Linked DNA regions of Homo sapiens: all the other regions are linked to region 4. A link is a contact called in ENCODE Hi-C or POLR2A ChIA-PET data. All regions are on one chromosome and are shown on one strand. Each heading gives the region's core, a stretch centred on a gene start or an enhancer-like site at or near the end of the contact. The rest is flanking DNA. Distances are from core to core; before and after follow the strand shown.

Region 1 (3,391 bases), core at 770-3,269, 590 kb before region 4:
TGAGTAAGACTGGGCATGTATTGGAATGGATTACAAAAGTGTTTACTTACATGGTTTGTTGAGCAGTCAATGAAGTCCATGGCTGTTTTGGACTTAAACTGCCCAAGCAATCCAGGTATAGCAAAGGCAGTAATACATTACTCTCATTGTTGACTCTTGGGGCTCTCAATGATTTTGACAAAGAGGCAAAGTGACGACCTCATATGAAGCCAGCTTCTTTTTTTTTTTTTTTAAATGTTCTTTCTAACACCACAACTGCTCACCCTTCCAGGAGGAAGAACAAGCACTTGGATTCTGTGAGAGCAGAGTTCATTGGAAATGCTAAATTGTAGTTTGTGGTTCAAGCAGTGTAGGGGTATGACTTGGGCAAAAGCACACTTGGAAACTCAAAGTCCAGGTCTTTATATCGCATGATATCCAGTGTGATGAGTGTAAAATTTCTCTAGGGCACATCCATCCATTAGTGATTGGGGTTGTCTGCTCTTGATGACATTTGAACATGAAAAGTGTTTAAATCTGGCTCTAGAATTTGGGTTCCAGACTCTGGGTTCATTTGCTCTTTTTTTTTTTTTTTTTTTTTAAGAGACAAGGTCTCACTCTGTCACCCAGGCTGGAGAGCAGTGGCACAGTCTAGGCTCACTGCAGCCTCAAACTGCTGAACTCAAATAATCATCTCACCTCAGCCTCCCAACTAGCTAGGACTACAGGCACATGCCACCACACCCAACTAATTTTCGTAGAAACAGGGGTCTCATTACATTGCCCAAGCTGGTCTCAAGTTCCCGGTCAAGCAATATTCCCACCTCCCAAAGTGCTGGGATTACAGTCATGAGCCACCACCAGGGCTTCATCTTTTTAATGCCTTTATCTGAGAAAAAATAATTACTCTGAAGAGGAAACTGTCAGAACAATTGCCAAATAATGAAACTTTTGCAGTATTGTGTTTCCATATCTATTGTTCAAAATTCATCATCAGAGTTAGAACGTCGCGCAGGATCAAGTTGTGCTTGTCAATGGCCCAGTGTGTTTATATCTCATACAATGCAATTGCTTCTCAGGCATTTCTGTTGGGTGTGGAAGACTGATTTTGGGAAAACAGAATGAAAATAAACTTGAATATTTCCTAAATTCGTATGTGATCAGTGTTTTGTGAATTTGTAGAAAGATTCAAACAATTGAATAGAAATTTAATACCAATGGTCACTATATGAAATATAACTGTGGATTTGAAATAAAAATTTCAGGGACTTATTTATGAATTTTTAAATATTGGCTTTAAGTTAAAGCCAAAATGAGGTCTGAGAGCTTCTAGTTTTCTTTTGTTCCCCCACATATTTGAAAACTGAAATTCTGTAAGAGATTATCTGTGAAATGCCTTTCTTTCATTACACCCATAAATTTTAGGAGTGGCTTTGATCAAGCCTTCTGCCATTCTTGGTTTCTAAGTCTTTTACTCATACGTTAATAACTTTAAAAACATTCGTTCTATTTTTGTTGTAATGAAAGAGGAAGTTTCCAAATAGTTAAAAGGGAAACATTGAAAATAGAACACAGTAAATGATAACTAAATTAGGGTAGGTTACTCCTCCCCCCCGAAAGAGCAATGCTCCATGCTGAAACTTGCCAGGGTATTTTTTTTTTTTTTTTTTAGACGAAGTCTTGCTCTGTTGCCTGCCCAGGCTGGAGTGCAGTGGTGCGATCTTGGCTCACCACAACCACCGCCTCCCGGGTTCAAGAGATTCTCCTGCCTCAGCCTCCCGAGTAGCTGGGACTACAGGTGCACACCACCATGCCTGGCTAATTTTTGTATTTTTGGTAGAGACAGGGTTTCACTATGTTAACCAGGCTGGTCTCGAACTCCTGACCACGTGATCCACCCGCCTCAGCCTCCCAAAGTGCCCAGCCAGTATTTTAAGATTATTGTCTGAAAAGAAAATGTGCCAGAGAATTGATATCCTCAGAGGAAAAGCATTACAGAAATGCAGGGTATTATCAGTAACGCATACTATACATAGAACAATGTTTGTCTTCCCTAATACTGTGATCAGTGGAGTTTTGTTTTCTGGCTCGTGTTTAAAAGACACACGCAACTTGCAAATCGAATGAGTTAACGCTCCGCCGACTTCTCTAGACATTGACCTCGGGGGTCAAACTCTTAGGAAAATTGTGCTGGTTTTCCATTCCCCTGATTCCAGTCCCTACCAACAAGTAAATCCTATCTCTGAGTGGAAGCTCACAAAGAATTTCTCGAGAGAATATGTAGCTGTGTTGGCAACAAGTCTCTCTGCAAAATGGGAAGGAAGAGTTGTTAACTGATGAGTCAATCCAGCTTTTATAGCAGTTTATCTATCTTCGTGGTATTTCCAAGAGCATAAATGCTATTAAAAAAAAGAGACGGTCATGACAGGAAGAACACAGTAGAAAAAAACAGGAACATTTAAGCCAAAAGCAATTTACTTTGCCAGTAACTGGTTACATTTCCCTTTGTTTTATTATTATTATTGCAAGAGTTGGGGTTGACATAAAAGTTTCCCACACCTGCACTGCCCTGCCATGTAACTTGTGTGAACCCGTAGTGAAATAAATATATAAACAAATTGTCTGCAACTCAGCTTCTAGACCCTTTAAGAAAAACAAACTTGTTTTGCTATATTGTTGAGAAAATAGACTATAATTCATTAATATTTGAAGGAGTTTAAAAAGAAAAAACAAACATGGGTTAGCTGTCAGAGTAGCCTGGAGCTCTGGAGGTAGCTTGATTCTCTGAGGATTAACACCTATAGAAATAGCAGTGACTTCACAAAGGTGAATAGTTGTTAATTTCTTGGCACTGAGTAAGAGGAACAGATGGGCAGTCAGAGGGGAAAGATTTTTTTTTTAAACCACAGAGATCTTTCACTGATTAGGCAGAAGAGTCAGTGGCCCACTGGTTAAGGAGGGTAATATGTAGGGCTCTCTGACTAAGTTTTATTGGCCTTAGTGGGAGTCTTGCCACCTACTGCTGGGTCAAGACTAAAGGGGACCCCACTCGCTGTCAATTCTGTCGGACAGTGTTTCCTGTCTGGGGTGGGCTGCAGCACCCTCGTGCTATGTAGTACTTGAGTGTTTTCATTTGCGGAGAGCTCCCTGGTGACTGCCAGCCCAAGTTAGTATGAATACTTCATTTTGAGGCAATGTGTGTGTGTCTGTGTGTGTGTGTGTGTGTGTGTGTCTGTGTGTGTGTCTGTTAGAGATAAGTTGCTTAAAGCAGGGGCTCTGGATAAAGTCCAGTTGCCTGTGTTGAAATCCTTCTGCTGCCAGTAACCATTTGTATGGTCTGAGACAAGTAATTTCATCTCTGTCTCAGTTTCCTGGTCTGTAAGATGGGGATAAGGATCATGCCTTCCTCTTT
Region 2 (3,960 bases), core at 810-3,309, 690 kb before region 4:
TGGGCTTTGGAGTAGTTGTGCTGATTGGTGTTTACATACTAACTCTGCTGCTTCTTAGCTGTATGGCCTTAGGCAAATAATTTAACTTCTAAGCCTCAGTTTCCCCATCTAAAAAATAGGGGAACTTTACAGGGTTATTGTGAGATGTGAGATAGAAGGGGTAGAGCACATTGACTGGCATAAAGGAGGGGCTTCATAATTAGTTCTATTGCTTTTTCTTAACACTTTCTTCTCCAGTGACATTTTGTGTCCTTTCATTGCTTTTTTTTTTTCTTCTGTTTGTATTCCCGTGTCATTCACTGATTTATTCTCCTAGCATTGCCCAAGACGAAAATTGTTGTCCTCTGATTTAGACTAGTTATTTCCTCTTTAGGCAAAGAGGAACTGCACTTTAACATATTAAGGCATCTTTTTCTTTCATTTGCGCACAATGCTGATTTTTGCAGTCCTATTTTACGCCTTAATGTGACAACTTCCTGGTTTTTTTTTTTTTAAACCCAGAACTTAACTATTACAACAAACCTAGGCAATTTATTTTAATTGGCATAAAGAGACTGAATAACACCAGTAACTGACTGTGGCTTTCATGTGACCCTGGTTTGTGATGAGCTGTGCTGTGTTTTGGGAATAGCATTAATATTTTCTTGCAGTTTGAGTTTAACTATCAACGGTTTCCTGGCATCTTTTGGTTGATGTCAGACAGTAACATTTTAGATATGGCAGCCTGATTGTCACCTGCACATTTAGAGACAATTATTAGACTAGTGGTTTTCCTTCTAAAGCCAAAGAGTTTTTTGATAATCTTCCTATATATACTGTTACACCCCCCAGTTTTGTGAACACACAATAACTAGTCTTATGACTTGCGGTAATGCTGAATAATACATCTGTTGTGTTACTTTCCTAATGTATGATCTAAGTTGTATTACCATTGTCTTATGTTTTCCTTAACATTAAAACCTTTCTTTTGTTTGTTTAATTTTGTGTGTGTGTGTTATGGAATATACTGTTACTAATAAAAAATTAAACAGGAAACCCACAGGGGACAAAAGGATGTGTAGATGGTTAAGCTTGATGTCACACATATAAACAAGAGTATTTATAGCAAGGTTTATGTTTAAAATTGTGTTTAAAATGGATAATTTATTAATGAACAGGAAAATAAGTCTAATTTCTTAATTCCACCCAAAGAAATAAAAGGTTGATCCTCTTGGATTCTAAAAAAAAAGAAGGTCCATATTCTACCTTTTTGCAGTTGATTCCAGAAGAAATTGGTTTATAGTGAATATTCACAGTACTTGCAGGTGGTTTGGCCTGGAAAATCTAGATGAGTGGTTTTTAAATTTAGTTGCTTATTAGACTCAAGAAAGAAATTTAAAAAACAATACTGATTACTGAGACCAGCTTTTCTAGATTCTTCATTCAGTAGGAGTAAGGAAAGGCCAATGAATGTGTATTGATAAAAAGGTTCCTGGCCGGGTGCGGTGGCTCACGCCTGTAATCCCAGCACTTTGGGAGGCCGAGGCAGGTGGATCACCTGAGGTCAGGAGTTCAAGACCAGCCTGGCCAACATGGTGAAACCCCATCTCTACTAAAAATAGAAAAATTAGTCACGTGTGGTGGCAGGGGCCTGTAATCTCAGCTACTTGGGAGGCTGAGGCAAGAGAATTGCTGGAACCTGGGAGGCAGAGGTTGCAGTGAGCCGAAATCATCACACCTTTGCACTCCAGCCTGGGCGACAACAGCGAGGCTCTGTCTCAAAAACAAAACAAAACAAAACAAAAAAGGCTTTTAGGTTGAGTCTGATTTTGTTTGTTTGTTTTGGTCTCATTTTGGAGACAGCTTTATGATTAGTGCTGAAGAAGGGAAAATGATCAACAGGAGAGTTGATTGGGAGGCTCTCTCCTGGGGCACAAGAAACACCATGTACTTAAAAAATTTTTAATGTAAAATACCCCTTTAAGGATAGAATTTAGGGCCTTGAAATTCTACTCAGTTGCTATGAACTGTGGGGAATTTGAGACAAATAGCTTTTGTAATTGGAATGCACACTGTGTTGTAATAATGTGGAAAGAGAAACAAAAACTTTCCTTAATGTAATGAGTTTCCATTATCTGCCTAATCTAAGGTTTGTAAGTCTACATTGTCAGGATTTATATTGAGGAGATAGGGGGTGTCATTTTCTGTACACATTCCTGTCCCCACAACTTTCTCTTCAGCCTCTTCTATAACATCAAAATATTTGTTGTCTGTACTTTTCTTTCTCCGCAGTGGTTTTCTTATCTCCTTTTCTGTTGGTCACACTGAAACCACCTCCAATACCACATTGTTAATGGAAATTCACACACTTATTAGGTTTTTCCTTCTGTAGAACCCTTCCAACTCCTCATTGTTCTTACCAAAGAAAGAAGATGAACTGTGAGATTATTTGAGGCCCCCCCCCTTTTTTTCTGGTGGAAGTAAGCAAAGAACGGAAAGATCTCACCTTTCTATGGATAAAGTAAAACTCCAACATGTTATCGTTTTTTAACTGAGTTATTTCATAATGTTGAAACATGAATAATAACAAAATAATTAGATTGGTTCTTAGAGAAGGGATTTTAAAATATAAAAGCTCATTAAAGCACTTTTCTTGCTTAGTGTTTAGGTAGAATAAGTTCGCTTTAATTCCAGTTTGTGTCACTTCCTGTCTCTCTCTGAATAGTAAAAAAAAAAAACAAGAATGTTCTCACAAATGTGTGTCTGCCAACAAATTAATACTCCACAAAGAGAAACTCTGCCCCACATGGCAGCTTCCAATAAATGCTCTGATTCAAATCACAACTCTTTCATTTTTTTTTTATCCCCTTCCCCCTTGAGGGAGCACATTTAGACAATATTTGAGGATGTCATCTTTCTGCTTTTTAAAACTCTCTAGAGTTTTCATTTAAGACTCTTAATGGTTGATGACTAAAACTACAGATCTGGATAGTGGAAAAACTAATAATCTTAAAAAACACTTCTGAAATGTGGTAAAGTGCATTCATTCTCTTCCCTCCTCTTTGTCCTTTTCAAAGAAAGAAAGTTCAATATGAAACCAATGCAAATTATGACTTTACTCAGTGAGATATTTTACCTTCTTTCAGACTGTTTCATACTGAAGTTTATAAAAAAAAAAGAAAAATAACTATGTTAAAATAGGAGGGTTAAGGAATGTATTATTCATAAGCATAATGAACACAAGAACCTGTTTTTCCAGAAGAATTGGGTTGATTAAATCATTCACCACACAAGCCTCTAGTTATTTATTTTTGTCTTTAGAATTACAGTACTTAGCTTTTATAATAAAGTGGACTTGATACCCATATTTGGTATGGCAGTTGAAAGTAGTCAAATGAAGAATTATTTCATTTTACAAAATTTTTAGTAAGTAAGGAATATAAACACTATCAGTTAAACATAGCAAACTTGCATTTTTTTATTCCTTGGGCTATAGTTTGAAAAAAAAATCAAATTATTTTATGTAACACTGATTCTTACAGAGTTCCTTTAAGCGAAGTATGAAAGCTGCAGTGTAAGCTTTATTGGCCTATAAATATGTCATTATAGTTGGACTACATTTATATGCTTTGGATTGTTGTTTAAGCCAAGAAAATATGTCTCTACAGGTTGACTTTTTATTGAAGCCCTTTGAGGCATACAACAGAATGTATTTTAGGCCAAGGTTATTAAAACAGCATTTTCATTTTTTTGCAGCAGACTCATTGTCAATTATGCTGCCACAAACTGTCTGTGGATGGGCAGTTATGAATGGTTTCATCTCCAAATGTGTCTTTAGAAAAAGAAAGAAAAGATAGAGGAGTCTGAGCTGAAACTGAGAAAAAAGACCCAAAGATTATGTGTGGGGGTCTGGCTGAATTTAATGATGGGGGTTCCCTCAGTTCAATTTCTGTTTCTAAATCTGTCCCATCAAATTGAGAA
Region 3 (3,708 bases), core at 443-2,942, 620 kb before region 4:
AAAATTCACTGATAATGTTCACAGTGGGCTATTTAGAGAAAGTAAGGTTTGTGTGTAGAGGAGATAAAATACATTTTTATTATTCAATAGTATAAATGCCAGAGAAAGCCATTTATCTTACTTTGAAAGAATATTTTTAAAGAAGTGGCCAGATATTTGACCTCTGAGATGATTTAAATAGATTCAGTTGGAAGAAAAGATCCAGTGTCAAAAATAATCGGGTTTTCTATATAATAGATATTTTAAATGATCTCTGCAAGGTGGCAATTAATTTTTTATTATCAGGGACAGAGGCCCCACTATGTAGATTATCTAAGTCCCTGACTTCCTGGGCAGACCTCCTCTCCCTTCGTTTGAGTTTATTCCAGCTCATTAGCACCTCCATCCGAAGGTTGGCAGAGAAAAGGAGAGGAAGAAAAAATGAAATCACTTCTGCTGCTCTTAATGGCCCTTGGAAAGAATGGATCATGAATGAAACAGAAACCAGTGGGAAAGATAAGCCATTGGATTTTCTGTGTTTTCTTTTATCCTTGCCTTCCTTCGTCACCACAGATAATCAATAGTTGGCTTAAAGACTTTTAAATGAACTGCACATTGGAAGGCTTTGTAGTTGTAATACCAATATCATTATTATCTTTACGTTTCCAAAGACTGGGTGGGTGCCAGAGAGGTAAATATTGCCCGGTCTCCATGTTGGCATGAGACGCGTTCCTGACCTTTTTTTTTTTTTTTCAAACCTGCCCCTCCCCCGCCCCCACCACTGTCGTCTTTTATGCACAGAAGGTAATTTTTTGTGGGTGTTCAGATACAAACATCTGCTTGACCACCCTGTCTTGTGATTATGTCTTATGATCCTGACCTGGTGATATTTTGCATTAATGAAAGTTGGCTGGTTTGGTCTTCCCCATCATATTTACTTCTTAATGTGTTGCTATATTTACAGTTCACCAAGAACAATCTGTGACAAAGATCTGCTTTTATCAGGACAGCTGCCAGATTCATACCACATCTCCAGGTTCTGTTAGACATCACAGTAAAGTAATTCTTTACTGCTTGCTTTACTTGAGCCATCTTTCTAATGTGTATTCTTGAAAGTATCCTGGCTGTATGAATCTCAAATTTCAGTCCCTTTTTTAGACCACCATGCAGCCCAGAGGTTTGGAGCTTTGTCTTGGAAGCTCCTTCCATCAATCAGAATACCAAATTTACATTGTTAGGTTCCCTGGAGGTGTTGGAGCTCTGGATTCAGCAATTATTGTGAATAAGAACCTTGCAGCTAGGGTGAGTGCCAACATTCCAAGTGCTAGCACAATGGAAAAGAGAAGTGGTTTATGTTAGAATATGGTCACATTCTTCTGATTAAACCCACTCAAAAAAGACAACATTGTAATATTTTCCAATGACTGTTTATCATGAATTACGTCAGCCTTCGTTTAAATTGCTATTATTTCTCCTTAATGCTTCTTGGTGCCTGCATAATTTACGGCACTGGCAGCCTCGGGACTATGAAATAACCTTTCACAACCACCGTACAATAGTGAAGAACATGGCGTTTTTGTTGTTAATTATTATAGGACTCCTTTAACTTTTACAAAGTGACATAAAATATTGTTGAGGCATTTATGATTCAAGCTACTTTTACATGGATCTATTTTGCTTCTGGCTAGTTCTTAACTAAAGCAATCATTTGTGGTTATTAGGCCGCCGGAGATATTATGTCAGAACTGGTTTAAGAGTATTATTATGTATCCCATGTCATACACTACATGTCAGCACTTGAGGCTGTCTTTCAATAAAAACAAATGTAATTTTAGTTTGTGCTCTTTTAGGGATTGGCCATTTATAAGCCAACCTGAGTTCATTCGAAGGTGTCCCAACCATTTAGGAGCTTGTTTCAGCCTTCCATCATACACTTTTAGTCTCTTTCCTGTGGATTTAAGACCTTTCCAAAACAAACTTTGGCAAAGGTTTAATTCAGAGTGAAGATTTGCTCCTAGGGAGCCACAGAATTAGCAAGGACTGGTTAATCGCCCAGGGCTGAGCTCGTTCTGATTCCCACATTTTGTGGGTTTTCTTACAGATTTCCTAGGCAGTGAGTCTTCTAATTGTGACCCTCCTAACTGTGACCCTCTGAAGAGAAGCGAGTCTCAGCCCATAGAAGACCCTGCCTTACATTCAAAGAGGCTACCCTAACTTTCTGGCGAGGAGTCTTGAGTAGAAGGGAGGTGGAAACAAAAAAGGATGGGAACATGTTTGAGTTTCCACAAAGCTACACTTCCAAGCAAACTTTGAATTAATATGTCACTCCCCTGGGTTCCAAATACTATGCATATTTTCCAGTCCTTGCTTATTTAAAGCAAGAAAGGAAGGGCGTGCCAGAAAGTTTTACAAAGAATGAAAACACATTAATGACTCATGTGAACAATTACTGATTTTCTTAACATATAATTTCTTAATTACTGTCAACCAAAATAATTTGCATGATAATATTTTTCCTCCCCTCCCCCATCTGTGTTTAAAAGGCATAAAATAATGATCAAAGAGTCTGTTTGATCAATAGTCGGGAAATTTAACTCCTTAATTCTTAGTGGATTGATGGGACTTTGACATCGGATATTCTTCAGAATAATCACCTCCAACACAATGGGCAAAATGAGCTCTCCAGTAAAACAAACAGCTTTGAAAAGAGCTCAGGGGCATTTTCTTTAGCTTGAATTCAAGGAGGAAATTGTGACTTTTATGAAACTTGCATAAATTTACATGTATCCTGTCAGAGTTTTAAAATTAGACAACATGCCTGAATGCCCTGGAAATGAGTCTGCCATCCAGATTTAGAGTGCTTTTAGCTTTTTTAATTAAAGACATTTCACAAGCCAACGCCAGAGAAGAGAATTAAGCATTACATAAGAACATAGCAAAGTTTGAGATTTAATGGGTGAATATTACGAACTTATAAAGGAGATAAAAAGTGTGAAAGGAGCGGTTATTGGGAGTTTTCTACATTTTGTTAAGTGTAAAAAATGGAAAAAATGAAAAGGCCAAGCTGCCATTTGCTGTAGCCCTCGTTCTGGAACTGGTTCAAAGCTCACAGAACTGACTGTGGGACTGTGATGCTTGTTAATGAGCATTTGTGGCAGTGCACTGGGATCATGGGTTTGTCACATGAATATATATATATATATATATATATATATATATATATATATCTCAGAAGATAGAAGACAAAAGTTGTTGCTGCAGTGTGATTGTGAGAAACACAAAACAATCATCCTGAAGACTGCATTTACATAGAGCTCAGTGCCAAGTCCCACAAATACTCACTCTGGATTCTTTAATAACTGCTGATACATAGTTATCGAAAATTGTTTTTAGCTGCACATGCTATACCATTTAAAAAACTTAGACTAAATACTGTCAGCTCTTGTTTGCTTTCCTAGCATGTTATTCATTTATTGAGAAATTTGGAATGTAAAACATCTGGGAATAACTTGGTGTGTGCAAAGGCATCTTTAAAATGTGTATATTTCAGAACTTCTTTGGAGTATTTATTTAGAAATATGGGAAAATTCTGTAAACATGTTCTGGAATATATGTAGCATTTGAATATGAAAGAGGAAGTTGGCATAATTGAAAACCTAAATTCATCTTCTATAAATATTACTCTGTCAGAGGAATGGGTTTCTGAAATTAGAGAATCCAGATTATGGT
Region 4 (3,716 bases), core at 1,094-3,593:
AAGATAGATCCTGAACTCTATTAAAAACTCAATGAGGAAACACAAGTTCTATTACTACAGCTACTCCCTATCTACCCACTAGGTCATTCTGGCTTCTGCTGGTGTGAGTGGGAGTATGCTATTTATTCACCTAATGACTCCTTCCAAGTTAGAGAAGTTGGAAACCCTGACAACTGTTCCAACCATTAATTCTCTCATTTCACCACCTCTGCACACAGGAAGGTGTGTCTCCTGTATTACTGTCACATCTGCATTTTGACTTTTCAATCGTCTGAGGCTTCCAGCTCTTTGGAATCAGTGATTACAGCTTTGTGATTATACAATTAGAAGAGGCTAGGTTGAGGATACGCTGTTCAAAACAATAACGTGGCTGCCTCACATAGCGTGGTGGACACCTGGCACCACCACCTCCCAGGACACATGCTCACCACCCTGGGTCTCTGTGCTTGTTTCCCCTGACATGGCCAAGACTCTACCCCCATTTCCATTTTGACAGCTTTCTTGTCTAAGTTCTTCTTTAAAGGTTTATTAGGGTATCATGACATTGTTGATTGCTGTTTAGCATTGATTATTAGTATTAGCCCTGCTTATTGAAAAACTTTGAGAGAGTCTTATATTTCTAAGATTTCATCTAGACCTCAAATGCCCTTACGGTGTAAGCCCAGCTACAGCAGAGGTAGAATCTGAGCAGGGAGGGGAGAGTGGCTGCAAAATCTTGGAGGAAAATGAAAGGACAGAATACAATAAAAGAATACTCAAGACTGTAATGCCAAAGCCCTCAGCCCAGGGCCTGCAACACAGTGAGAAGTTCTCAGTAGTCAAAATCCACCTTTCTTGTCCTATGACACTACCCTGCCTTGTTTGGTTGTGAAATAACTTTCAGACAAAATCAGTAGTTCTAAATATTTTGGTGAAGCTCTTTCCTCCTTCTCCTGGGCAAGCCTTCCGCGTGCATTGCCTCCACTCACTCACCTCCCATTTCCACCTATGCTAATTTCACCTCCACACCCAGGGCCACACTGTGGCTTCACTGCATCAAGATCACCAAGTGCTCTATCCAGTGCATGCTTTTAGTCTTCGTCTCACTGGCCTCCCTGAAGCGTGTGACACTGTGGACCAGTCTTATCCTCTTGAAACCCTCTCTCCTGCCTTCCTTGACACAAATTTCTCCTCTTCTCCTTGGCAGTTGCCCTTTCTGGCTCTTCCATCTTTGCCCACAACTTTGAGTTGACGAATTGAGGGACTGTCCTTGACCTTCTGCCCTTCCCACAGGACAGGGCCTCCCCTGCCATGCTTTCAACAGCCACCTGCTCACCAATGGCTCTCATGTTTTTCTCCTCATCCCTGACCTATCTTTTGTGCGTCAAACCCACATAAGCAACTGCACATTGGGCCTCTCCACTTCGGTGTCCCACAAGCATCTCAAATTCAACATGCACAACACAGAATTAGTTGTCTTACACCCCTTTCGTTCCATGTCTTCTATAGTCACTCAAACCAGAATCCTGGGTGGCATCTTACATGTCTCGTTTTCCTTTAACTCTCAACCCTCTCCCTCTACTACCCAATCACCAAATCTTGGTAATTCTCTCCTTCTCTAATCCTTCCACTCTTCCACTCCCTTATTTGCAAACTTCACATCTTTCTTGAATTATTTTAACAGCCTCCCAACTACTTTTCTTGCCTTCTGTCTCAACCAGGCTTATTCTCCCCACAGATACTCAAGCGACCTTTTTAAAATGAAAGTCTAATAAGCCTCTGCCTTACTTAAAGTCTAGCCAGTAGCTTCCCATTGCCTATGTGGTAGAATAAAAACCCCATTGTAGGGCCTGCAGGGGGCTCTGTGATCTGCCTCCTATATTTCATCTCTGCTCTTCCCCCTTCCTTCTCTCCAACTTATACTCTGGCCATCAGAGTTCTAGAAGTTCCCCCAGAGCATCATGCTTTTCAATGTATTTGCAAAGGCAAAAAAAAAAAAATACACTTGCGTTTCATTCCCACCTAGACAGCGCCTACTTCTTCATGAAGGCCTAGTCCAAGCATTCTCTCTTTAGTCTTCTATAACTTTCCCCATCCCCCCAACTCCTCTCCCCTCCTTAGAGAACTGCCCACTTTCTCCGATCTGCCACAGTGTATATATCTTCGGAAGGCATCTACCACACTTATTTACATGTCTGTCTCTCTGCTAGACTGAAAACTCCTTCAGGGTGGGGATGATCTCTTAATAGTCTTTACTCTCACCCCTGTGCACAGATCCTGCCATAAAACAGTTAGAGAACATAGCACCCCACTCTCCATCAAATCAACCAGAACTGAAAGCTCAGGAAGCTGCGTTTGACGGCTTCACTTTTAGTTTCAGTTGCTCAGTCTGGGCAGCTCAGAGCAGCTTCCTGAGCCTCCACCAGTTCAGAAAGCATCCAATCTGCAGTGAAGTGTGCACTGTCATTTGTTGAGCAGGAGCTCACAGTGATCCTGCTGATAGGGAGGCCTTTGCCGCCTTTCGCCCAAACCCCATGCCCTCTGGACTATGCATCTTAAAGGTCATGGTCATGGGCGGTCCTTATCAATCAAAGCATCAGGCGGAGAAAAAAACCCCATTCTGGGATATGGTGAGACATGTCGGTTTCAAAACATTGCAGATTGTTAAATGAGTAATGTTAATGTGATCTCAGAATAGTAAATACAACCCCACAAGGAAAAGATATTAGCTGCATTATCTGGAAGGAAAACAAGAAAGGAAAGCAACATTTGGCTGCAAAAACTATGAAAGAGATGTCTGTATGGTGATTCAAGTTCTACTAGGGCAGGTAAATTGCATTTTTCTGATTGTCTGCCCACTCTCCTCCCCCCACCCCATGTGGGGACATGCACTCCCTCATTAAATCTCTTCTCTGGGGTAGGGTATGGGACTTGGGGGAAGTGAAGGGAAGCGGGGAGCATACACATAGAGGAAGAAAACAAAGGCCTTCATTTTCTAAAAATATCACTCACTATGATTGAGAAAGAGTTTCTCAAGAAATGCGAATGTCCTGCACAGGAAGTAACACTTCATCACACGGCTAATAATCAGCCACGTGCTTGTCAGGGTTAGGTTTTTCCCTTCTGTGGTGAAAAGGTGGCTCCAGGCAAGCCTGGATATCTTTCCCGCCAGCCTGATAGTTATTTAAACACATTCAGCTCTTATCTTCCAAAATGTGTGAGTGTGCTACTCCCATTACATCAAATTCATGTGGAAGACTCTCAGTGGCGGGGGATGGGGGAGTCTGCAATTTTAAAGGGTTTATGTGGGGCCAGACTACCGTTCCCCCACCCCAAATTGTCTTTTCCACACTGAAGCAGCTTGCAGGGGCCTGAATATTTATCCAGTTAAACAAAATGTACTTTCCTTCCACCCTCTAGCTCAGCAGATTTTGCCCCTTCTCTCTCTGAGGCCTGGTTCTTCCCCAGAATCCAGCATCATTAAGGTCCCTTATCCTTAAAGAAAAGAGTTAGGTCAGCGAATTCACTCCAAGATATTGGCAACTCACTATGTCCGCTAATTACATTTAAAGGAGAGAGAAGTACTTTACCCAAAGTAATGACTCTCTGATGGTGAAGTTTCTGGTCTTACCACGGGAGCCGGTGAGACTTTCCAGTGCCTCTCAAGTCTTACTACATTGGTGACCATCGATGATGTCTGACCCTCATGCCAGGGTCATAGCTCATTCCCTGATAAG
Region 5 (3,943 bases), core at 1,444-3,943, 570 kb after region 4:
TCCACACAGGCATGTGGGAAAACCTCATTCAGTTAAAAGGCACAAATGGGAGCCTTCAAGCATCCAAGTGCTTGTGAAAGTACTTTGAGTGTCCACATTGTCACAGATATTTCATATATTGTATGTGGATGAACACACGGACATAGTGAAACTAAGTGCTTTCTGCATTGTGCAACATACCTAAAAAGAAATAAGCAAACTGAGAAAAACTACTACTAGAGTAAAATGATATAGAAACACTTTATAGTGAATATTACTGTTAAGTATCTCTTATTTTGTCCAGCTGTTGCCACAAAGGATATATAATCAGTTGTGAAGCTATTAATATGGCAATTCTTTAACATCGAAATGAATACACAAAACCACAAGCCTCCCCTTATGTTAATTTTTACCTATTGTTAAGGACTGTTTGAATGAGCAGCATTAAATAGATAGTAATTTCCATAAGCTTCCAATTTTGTCACCAGATGATATAAGAGTGAAATACAGTCCACATTCATATTACTCTGAAGTAAAATTGGCCCTCCATAACCGTGGGTTCCAAACCCATGGGTTCAACCTACCATGGATCAAAAATACTTGGGGGAAAAAATATTCTACAAAGTTCCAAAAAAACAAAACTTTAATTTGCCATGTGCAGAGTACTATGTTCAATCCTGCATAAATGAAGTGATGTGTAAGCGTTGTGTTGGGCATTATAAGGAATCTAGAAATGATTTAAAGTATATGGGAGGATGTGTGTAGGTTACATGCAAATATAGTCATACACTATTAGGCAATTTCCTCACTGTAGGAACTTCATAGCATGTACTTACACAAACCTAGCTTACAAACCCGTACAGTATTTACTGTACTTTATACTGTAGATAATTGTAACACAAAGTATTTACGTATCTGAACAAAGAAAGAGGTATAGTAAAAACACAGTCTTACGATCTTATATGAGACCACTGTCATATATACATTCCATCATTTTTTGTTTATTTTTTGAGACATGGTCTTGCTCTGTTGCCCAGGCTGGAGTGCGGTGGTGCAATCATGGCTCACTGCAGCTTCAACCACGCCAGCTCAAGTGATCCTCCTGCCTCAGCTTCCCAAAGTGCTGGGATTACAGGAGTGAGCCACTGTGCCCAGCTGTGCATTCTGTCACTGACTGAAAAGTTGTTATGCAGCACATGACTGTACTATGCTATTTTATATAAGGGATGTGCACATCTGTGAATTTTGGTATCCGTGGGGGCGTCCTGGAACCAATCCCCCACAGGTATACCCAGGGACAACTGTAACTATCTTCTAGAAATTTGCCTCAAAATATGTGTATGTGAGCAGAATTTCTTTCCTGACTACATCTTGTTAGAGGTAAATATCTTAGCTGATATTACAAATCCACTTTTGGTGTGACAGCCATAACTGCATTTTGACAATTCTTAGAAATGGCCAAAATTACGAGTAACTACTAAATTCCACGTTAAATTACGCAAATTACCTACAATGACTGTCAGGTAAGATATATATTTCTACAAGTCTTTTAAAAATAGAGGAATAAGTGTTCTCTCATTTCCTCTTAAAGGGTACTTACTTGTGAAATGTAGAAATGAGATCAATGAGCATATACATAAAGCTAAGGCACGCAAATGAAGACAAAGGATGCCTTTAAGCTCACTGATCTTTAAAGCAGCACACTAGTATAGCTAAAACATTCAGCCCATTTTACCTGAGATAAAACAAAGTAACTGACTTACTATTACTGTTGCTTTGCAACTTCAGTTTACTTCTTTCTTTGGCACTCCTGCTGAGAACTCCATTGGGTTTCAAATCTTCTTCTATTTCACCTTTTCTCTTTTGCAAATCATTTTGCTTCTTTTTGTAAGTTGGCTTAGGTTGTCTTTTAGTCCTTTGCTCTGACTTGCTTTCACTTTCATCTGAGTCTCCACTTTCAGAGCCAGATTCATAAGTTCTTTTGGCTTTTCTCCTGTTGACTTTATCATCTTTTACATATTTATCAACTATGATCTTACTATCTACACTATTTTGTATATCACTAGATGTAGAGGCTATTAAGTTGACAGAACATGGCTTAATAATTTCTGATACAGAATTCCCTGAATTTTCCATTTTATTAGTATTTTTATCTTCTTCTGAGTGTCTGGTGAGCCAGGCCTTTTTCAGTTTAGTATGGTAGTTTGGTTGACTTGTCTGGGAAGCTTGCCCATTTCCTACAGAGTTTGCTTTGTTAATTGTACTACAGATTACAGTGCTATCCAGAGGAAGGGAGGCTGAAAGTGTCTGATTTTTTATAGCATTAGGTTCAGTCTCACTGGCATTACTACTTTTATACTGAGCTGCAGCCAATGCTGCCTTGTGCTTTTTTAAATGGATAAAATCAGTTGTGCCTGAGAACCCAGAACTGGGTTGAACAACACTTCCTGTCTTACTACTGGCTAATGTAACTGGTGCTGTGGTGCTGACCTTGCATTCTTGTTTTTGAGCCACTGGCTGACTGACACTTTTTGAAGATACACATTCTGATGATGTAGAGGCCAAAATGGTATTTGATAAAGAGGAAATTACTTCTGAACCACCCCAGCTGGAAACACTGGTAGTATCGGCAGCAGATGTGATTACATCCGTTTTGGTATTACACATCGTATTTACAGCAGACATGACTGAACTGGGAACACTGCCCTGTGAGACAGCCTGAAAGTTTTTTTCAGATTTTGTGTGAACACTGTCTGAATTCACATTTGGCAAAATGATTCTTCCAGTTTCTCCGGCTTCTGCTAGTTTGAGGCAATCTGTTTTATGTGCCCCAGCTGAAGATCTTTCACTAACACGATCTTTAGAAGCTAACTGCATTGCTGGCATACTATCAGTTTTTGTACTAGAAGATGGACGCACAATGACAGATGCCATAGCAGCCTGTAACTTTCCGCTGCTTTTCTCCACATGCCATTCAGTTTTCTCTTTGCTGAGGTTATTATTAGGTCTCCACATCTCCGTCAAACTCTGTTCTGAAGAACTCTTAAAATTTGCCTGGGAGTCTTTTGGTTCGGGTATTAGAGTTGGAGGCTTCTGTGATTCTTGAACTTTACCACCAGCATTTACTGGCATCACCGGAGTTAAAGTTGGAGGGGAAAGACTACTATAGCTGCCTTCCTTTCTTTCCAGGCTGTGATGGATTGGTGGGTGAAATACTGGTGCTCTATGTAATGCAGGCATACTGCGGAGTGTATTTGTAGAAGAAACTGTCAAATGGGTAGGACTCCTACAATCATTTCTGAAGGTTGTTACTGAGTGAGATGCAATCTGATGTGGAAGATGTTCTGGTATCTTGCCTACTAAACCTTCACTTTCTGGTTGGTGTTTAATCAAAGGTGGAGGCTTTGAAAGAGATGTTATAAATGAAGTCAGAGTTTGAGGATTAGCTGCTGCCGCTGCAAGGGCATTACTCTGTTTATCACCGTAAATATTTGAAACTTCTTTGGATGGGTATGATCTTGGTGGTTCATTGACCACACTATTAGACAATGTAGTGAAATAGTTACTTTGGGGTAAACTCTGAGGCACTGAGTGCTTCATTTTATAAAGATCTGATACTGAGCGTTCTACATCCATATCTTGTTTGATGATATGGCTTTTAGGACTGGAAGATGATGATGCCACTCTGGAATAATTCTCTCTCTCACCCTCAAGTCCCTTGATTTTAGTTGTAAAGGGAGCAACATCAATACTTTCTTGAAGAATTCGACGGTGTTCCTCTTTGTATTTGTTTAACCTCTCTCCAGTCTCCTGGGGTGGCCTCTGTAACTGATTTAATACTGGATCCACAAAATGCCTATGTAAGTGACAATCTTTTCCAGTCTGTGACCTATTTAGATCCAGGTCATTTTTGGCTGATGTGGATGCAACAGACCGTAATGGTTCCATAAAAGCTTTTCTTTCT
Region 6 (3,869 bases), core at 1,114-3,613, 880 kb after region 4:
AAGTTGTCAGAATGACTCAATGACACGTGTATAGCACATAGTAGGTGGTTTCCAACCCATGGCCTATTGAGATGTGAAAAAAGGCACTGTTCCAGGTAAATAGAAAGAAAGCAGCAAAAAGTAATCTAAATGTGGAAGAGGCAGAAGATATAATAAGCATACAAAATGAAACTTAACGCACAGCAGTCTAGGGACATTTCAGAGAGCAGCCAGCCATCCTACCTAGGTTGCCTTCAGCAACCCCTGAAGGCATTAATGTACTAGGATTAGCTGAAATAATTAATATTCACAATGATGACCTCCAAAGTAAAAAGGCAAGAAAGACATTTTTAAGAGACTTCCAATGTACGTGGCTGAAATTTTTTAAATCTGATGCCTAAAGAGTGACTGTATTTCACAAACATTATTCAAATTTTTATTGGACGTTTACCCTATCTGAGGCTAGATAGTTGGAAAACACAAAGAAATCTAATACACCATGTCTGTTCTCAAACATTTTACCATTCAGTACATTAGACATGGTAGAGGCAGAATGACACAGATAAGAAATAGAAATTCAAGTAATAAATTATGAGAGCACAGACAAAATTAGGAATAATTGTCCCTGAGGAAAACCAAGGATGTCTTCATGGCACAGGCCACTGAAAAATGAGAGTTCTGATAGGTACAGAATGGGGAGCAAAGTGTTAAGGGAAAAACGAAATCTGGGCAAAAGCACTGAGCATGAAAATACAGGTTGGCTGAAAGAAGAGAGGTAGGGAACGGGTACATTAGGAGTTGGGGGTGAAAGTAGTAAAAGTAAAGGCTGTAAAGCTATTTCAGGACCTTTCATGAAGGGATCTGAATGATATTCAAATTCATTTGAGTTTTATTGAACAAGAGAGTTCGCCAAAAAACTGGTGCTTATGCAGCACACCTGATCCTCAAATAATGCTGAATAATGGCCAAAAATAAAAGATTCAGAGTTAAATGCAAATTATTACTCAAATTCCTGAAATAAAAAGTCTTGACATGAATTAATAAGCGAAAAGAACCTAACCCAAGAGTAGAAAGTAGCTTCTGAGCTTGTTTCTTAAATAATGAAATATTACCCAATTTATTGACTGAGAACTGAAAATAATTTAGGATAATCTGTTGTGTCCTTTGATTGTCTTCCATGCAAGTCAGAGTATTTCCTAAACATATTATTTAGCAGTGCCTCATATCACCCTTGAAAGGCAAGAGACAGACTACAGTATTATTACCCCCTTTTTATCACAGGGAAACTGAGGAACAAGAAGACAAAATTACAGTATGGTCACAAAAGCCATCATATTTTCTAGGACTTTAATTAAAGGCTCCAAGCCTACATTTCATCTTTTATTCTTCGCACCATCTGAATACTAGAATTATCTTTTACTATCGTCTTAACTGGAAAAAATAAAAATATCTAAACTTTAACATCATTTTCTCAATTTGGTACTGTCACAAAAAAAAAAAAAAAACAGTTTTAAAAGTCTGCCCTTGAAATGATATTTGCAAGAACAGCAAGGTGTAAGCAGTAACCCAACCTCCAAAAAATACAGTTGTAAATCTTACAGCTGTAATATAGTTGTAAATCTTAAGACAGGTCAGGAATCCTAGACCCAGCCTTTACTTTGAACATCTGGCAGGCCTCAGGGAAATAATGGAGATTCGTGTCTGTAAACAGTCTTTGCAGATGCTCTGATGAAAAGGTGCCCTAAGAGGCCCAGAACAGTGGTATCACTGCACCCACTACTGCAAACATGAAATCCTCCTCTGTCCCTCCCTGCATTGCACCACGAGACTCGTGGCACACACGGAGGCCTGTGCAAGAACCTCTCGACGATTCCTTTAAAATGTGGTAATATAAGGACGCCTTTGGTGCTGGGCCTCCGTAAACACTGAGGATACCGGATGTGGCCAGGCACACCTCAAAGTCTTGGCTCTCCAAAACCAGGGCCTGGTCGAGAGTTTTATTGGACACCGAGTTCCTGCGAATATCTCACTTTTCACACAGGCACTGCCAATCCCTACCCTCCAGTACCCTTCCTCAGCCTCCTGCCCCACTCTCGCCGCGAGTGTGGGCGTCCCAAAGAGCTAAGGAGGGTAAGGTTGGTTAGAGCGCAGGGGCCAAGGCCGCGGCAGCGAGGCCGTCCAGCGCGGGCTAGGATCCCGCCAGCCCAGCCCTGGAGCCCGGCCGCCTGGCCCCAGCCCTGGCCCGGGCCAACGCGCCGCCGCCACCGCCTATCAGCGGAGCGCAGGGGCGGGGTGCTGTCCGGACTAGGCTGCCGGGCCGGCGGGCGGGGGCGGGCGGGGACGGGCGGGGGACCGACCTCTGCGCAGCCCAGGCCGCCGCGCGCACACACCGGGCCCGGCTCCTGAGGGCGCCAGCGCGGCCCCGGGGAGCGCGAGGAGCCGGCGAAGCGCGCGGCCTGCCGTTGGCGGCCTGGTCCGCAGCGCCCTGCGCCCACCCGCCCCGGACGTGGGGCCCAAGCCCCCGTGAAGATGGTGTCCTGGATGATCTCCAGAGCCGTGGTGTAAGTGCCTCTCACTGCGCCCTGCAGCCGGCGCGAGGCCCAGGGGAGCTGTGGGAAGGGGAAGGAGCCGAGAGGAAAGGGAAGGCCTGGGCCTGGGCGGGGACGGGGTAGCCCGGCCTCGGGCCTGCCGAGGGTCTGGGGGAGCCCTCGGCTTCCTCACCTTGGTCCACGTCGCTGCGGAGCTCCCTGCGACGGCCGAGGGCCTAGCTGCGGCGACTGCGGCTGCGACGGCGGCGGCGGCTGTGGCGCTGCTCGGCTGCGTGCGGTGCGGCGCGGCGCCCCTGCTCCGGCGGCGCTGGGTGGGCAGGCGCTCAGGGCAGGCGGCGCGCGCTCCCCGCTCCTGCTCCCCGCGCAGCGCGGCACCGCCCTGCGGGCCCGGGAGCGGCGCGCCTCGCAGCTGCTCCCTGCGCAGGCTCCGCAGACGCCGAGCGCGGGAGGCTCCGCGATCCTCCCGAGGATGCGACGGCAGTGCCGAGCCTTTGTATCCCGCGGCTGATGCGTTGCGGTGTCTCTCTTGGCGGCTGATTGCCATTCGGTCACGTGTGGTAGGAGGAGAGATTTGTCTAAAAACCGGAGACCGCTCCCAGCCCAGGATCCCTGGGAAGGGTCCTAGTTTTCCCAAGATTTGCAGCTTACCGAGAAAGGTGACACCGGCTGCTCGCCCAGATCCCCGAATTCGGCCCTGTCTCGGCGGAAATATTTGCTAAGTGATTGAAAGGCTGCAGGTGCCTGTTGCCTTTGTTCAAATTATGGGTTCATTTCATTGTTCTCCTACCAACAAGTGCTACAGGTCTGTAAGAAAAAGAAATTCCTTGAGTTGGTGGTGTTAATCGTGTAAATGTATTTGAATACAGTTTAAACTGATTTTCTCTCATCTCCATTTTACCCCTCTCCCCGATTAAAAAAAAAGTCACCAAGTAAACAATGACGTAGTTACAGCTAGGGCCTATGAATTCATTATTCACCTCTGTAGTAGTGTTATCTCAGAAGGTTTCATAAAGGTATATGAAAAAATGTTTATGTGAGGGGGCAGGCTTCTCTGATAAGCTTTAGAATTTAGGAAAAATAACATTACCAGACTTTTTGTTAAAAGGAGCTAGATTTTCTGAGTTTGGGGTTTATTTTGTTTGGAAGTGAATTACTAGCCCTATTTAATCAGATTTGCAGCACAGCATTCAAAATTTTTCATTTGATTAAATCGCAAAGTTTCTAGTTTTAAAGCCTCAGAGCTTCCTGTGTTCCCCTGTACGAAACTAAAAATCAAGATATAAACAAAAGGATACCACAGATGCCTTCAGATTGTTTTTCAGCCTTTTCCTGGCCTCTCTT

The links. Hi-C counts contacts between places; a loop is a spot of excess contacts on that map. ChIA-PET counts read pairs that join two places held with the same protein, here RNA polymerase II (POLR2A). Pooled maps may share reads with other maps.
Region 1: a loop to region 4 is called in a pooled map, with 5 times the contacts of the local background. The contact joins two enhancer-like sites. A Hi-C loop is called at or near these places in 14 of 37 single-sample maps with no recorded cell type and 11 of 50 pooled maps. POLR2A ChIA-PET finds 5 or more read pairs at or near these places in 1 of 52 experiments (OCI-LY7).
Region 2: a loop to region 4 is called in a map of natural killer cell, with 6 times the contacts of the local background. The contact joins two enhancer-like sites. A Hi-C loop is called at or near these places in 1 of 168 maps with a recorded cell type or tissue (natural killer cell), 1 of 37 single-sample maps with no recorded cell type and 8 of 50 pooled maps. POLR2A ChIA-PET finds 5 or more read pairs at or near these places in 1 of 52 experiments (activated T-cell).
Region 3: a pooled map shows a loop between it and region 4 (2.4-fold over the local background). The contact joins two enhancer-like sites. A Hi-C loop is called at or near these places in 1 of 50 pooled maps.
Region 5: a pooled map shows a loop between it and region 4 (2.8-fold over the local background). The contact joins two enhancer-like sites. A Hi-C loop is called at or near these places in 2 of 37 single-sample maps with no recorded cell type and 2 of 50 pooled maps.
Region 6: a map of naive thymus-derived CD4-positive, alpha-beta T cell shows a loop between it and region 4 (3-fold over the local background). The contact joins the promoter of REEP3 here to the enhancer-like site in region 4. A Hi-C loop is called at or near these places in 1 of 168 maps with a recorded cell type or tissue (naive thymus-derived CD4-positive, alpha-beta T cell), 3 of 37 single-sample maps with no recorded cell type and 9 of 50 pooled maps.

The regions. Positions count from the first base shown.
Region 1 is chr10:62,043,817-62,047,207 of GRCh38, forward strand. The region is part of intron 4 of ARID5B (AT-rich interaction domain 5B); the gene reads left to right. Among named protein-coding and RNA genes, the nearest start is that of ARID5B, 140 kb to the left of the region's middle. RefSeq lists enhancers at 2,613-2,662, 2,793-2,932. Within about 2 kb of position 2,020, at least 10 of the 41 ENCODE cell types and tissues checked have a DNase peak (open chromatin) inside an H3K27ac peak, as active enhancers do; they include OCI-LY7, where a contact is called at or near this core.
Region 2 is chr10:61,941,037-61,944,996 of GRCh38, forward strand. All of the region lies in intron 3 of ARID5B (AT-rich interaction domain 5B), which reads left to right. Among named protein-coding and RNA genes, the nearest start is that of ARID5B, 41 kb to the left of the region's middle. Within about 2 kb of position 2,060, at least 13 of the 41 ENCODE cell types and tissues checked have a DNase peak (open chromatin) inside an H3K27ac peak, as active enhancers do; they include natural killer cell, where a contact is called at or near this core.
Region 3 is chr10:62,017,864-62,021,571 of GRCh38, forward strand. All of the region lies in intron 4 of ARID5B (AT-rich interaction domain 5B), which reads left to right. Among named protein-coding and RNA genes, the nearest start is that of ARID5B, 120 kb to the left of the region's middle. Within about 2 kb of position 1,693, at least 7 of the 41 ENCODE cell types and tissues checked have a DNase peak (open chromatin) inside an H3K27ac peak, as active enhancers do.
Region 4 is chr10:62,635,173-62,638,888 of GRCh38, forward strand. The region is part of intron 1 of LOC105378327 (a long non-coding RNA gene); the gene reads right to left. Among named protein-coding and RNA genes, the nearest start is that of ADO, 170 kb to the right of the region's middle. RefSeq lists enhancers at 2,110-2,199, 2,490-2,729, 2,740-2,969. Within about 2 kb of position 2,344, at least 20 of the 41 ENCODE cell types and tissues checked have a DNase peak (open chromatin) inside an H3K27ac peak, as active enhancers do; they include OCI-LY7 and natural killer cell, where a contact is called at or near this core.
Region 5 is chr10:63,204,853-63,208,795 of GRCh38, forward strand. It overlaps JMJD1C (jumonji domain containing 1C), which reads right to left. Exons shown (of 26, transcript NM_032776.3): 10 at 1,743-3,943. Among named protein-coding and RNA genes, the nearest start is that of NRBF2, 73 kb to the left of the region's middle. RefSeq lists a silencer at 1,523-1,723. Within about 2 kb of position 2,694, at least 18 of the 41 ENCODE cell types and tissues checked have a DNase peak (open chromatin) inside an H3K27ac peak, as active enhancers do.
Region 6 is chr10:63,519,038-63,522,906 of GRCh38, forward strand. It overlaps REEP3 (receptor accessory protein 3), which reads left to right and starts at 2,364. Exons shown (of 8, transcript NM_001001330.3): 1 at 2,364-2,540. The coding sequence starts at 2,509. It also overlaps a transcript of JMJD1C not described here. RefSeq lists an enhancer at 1,560-1,609 and a silencer at 2,000-3,049.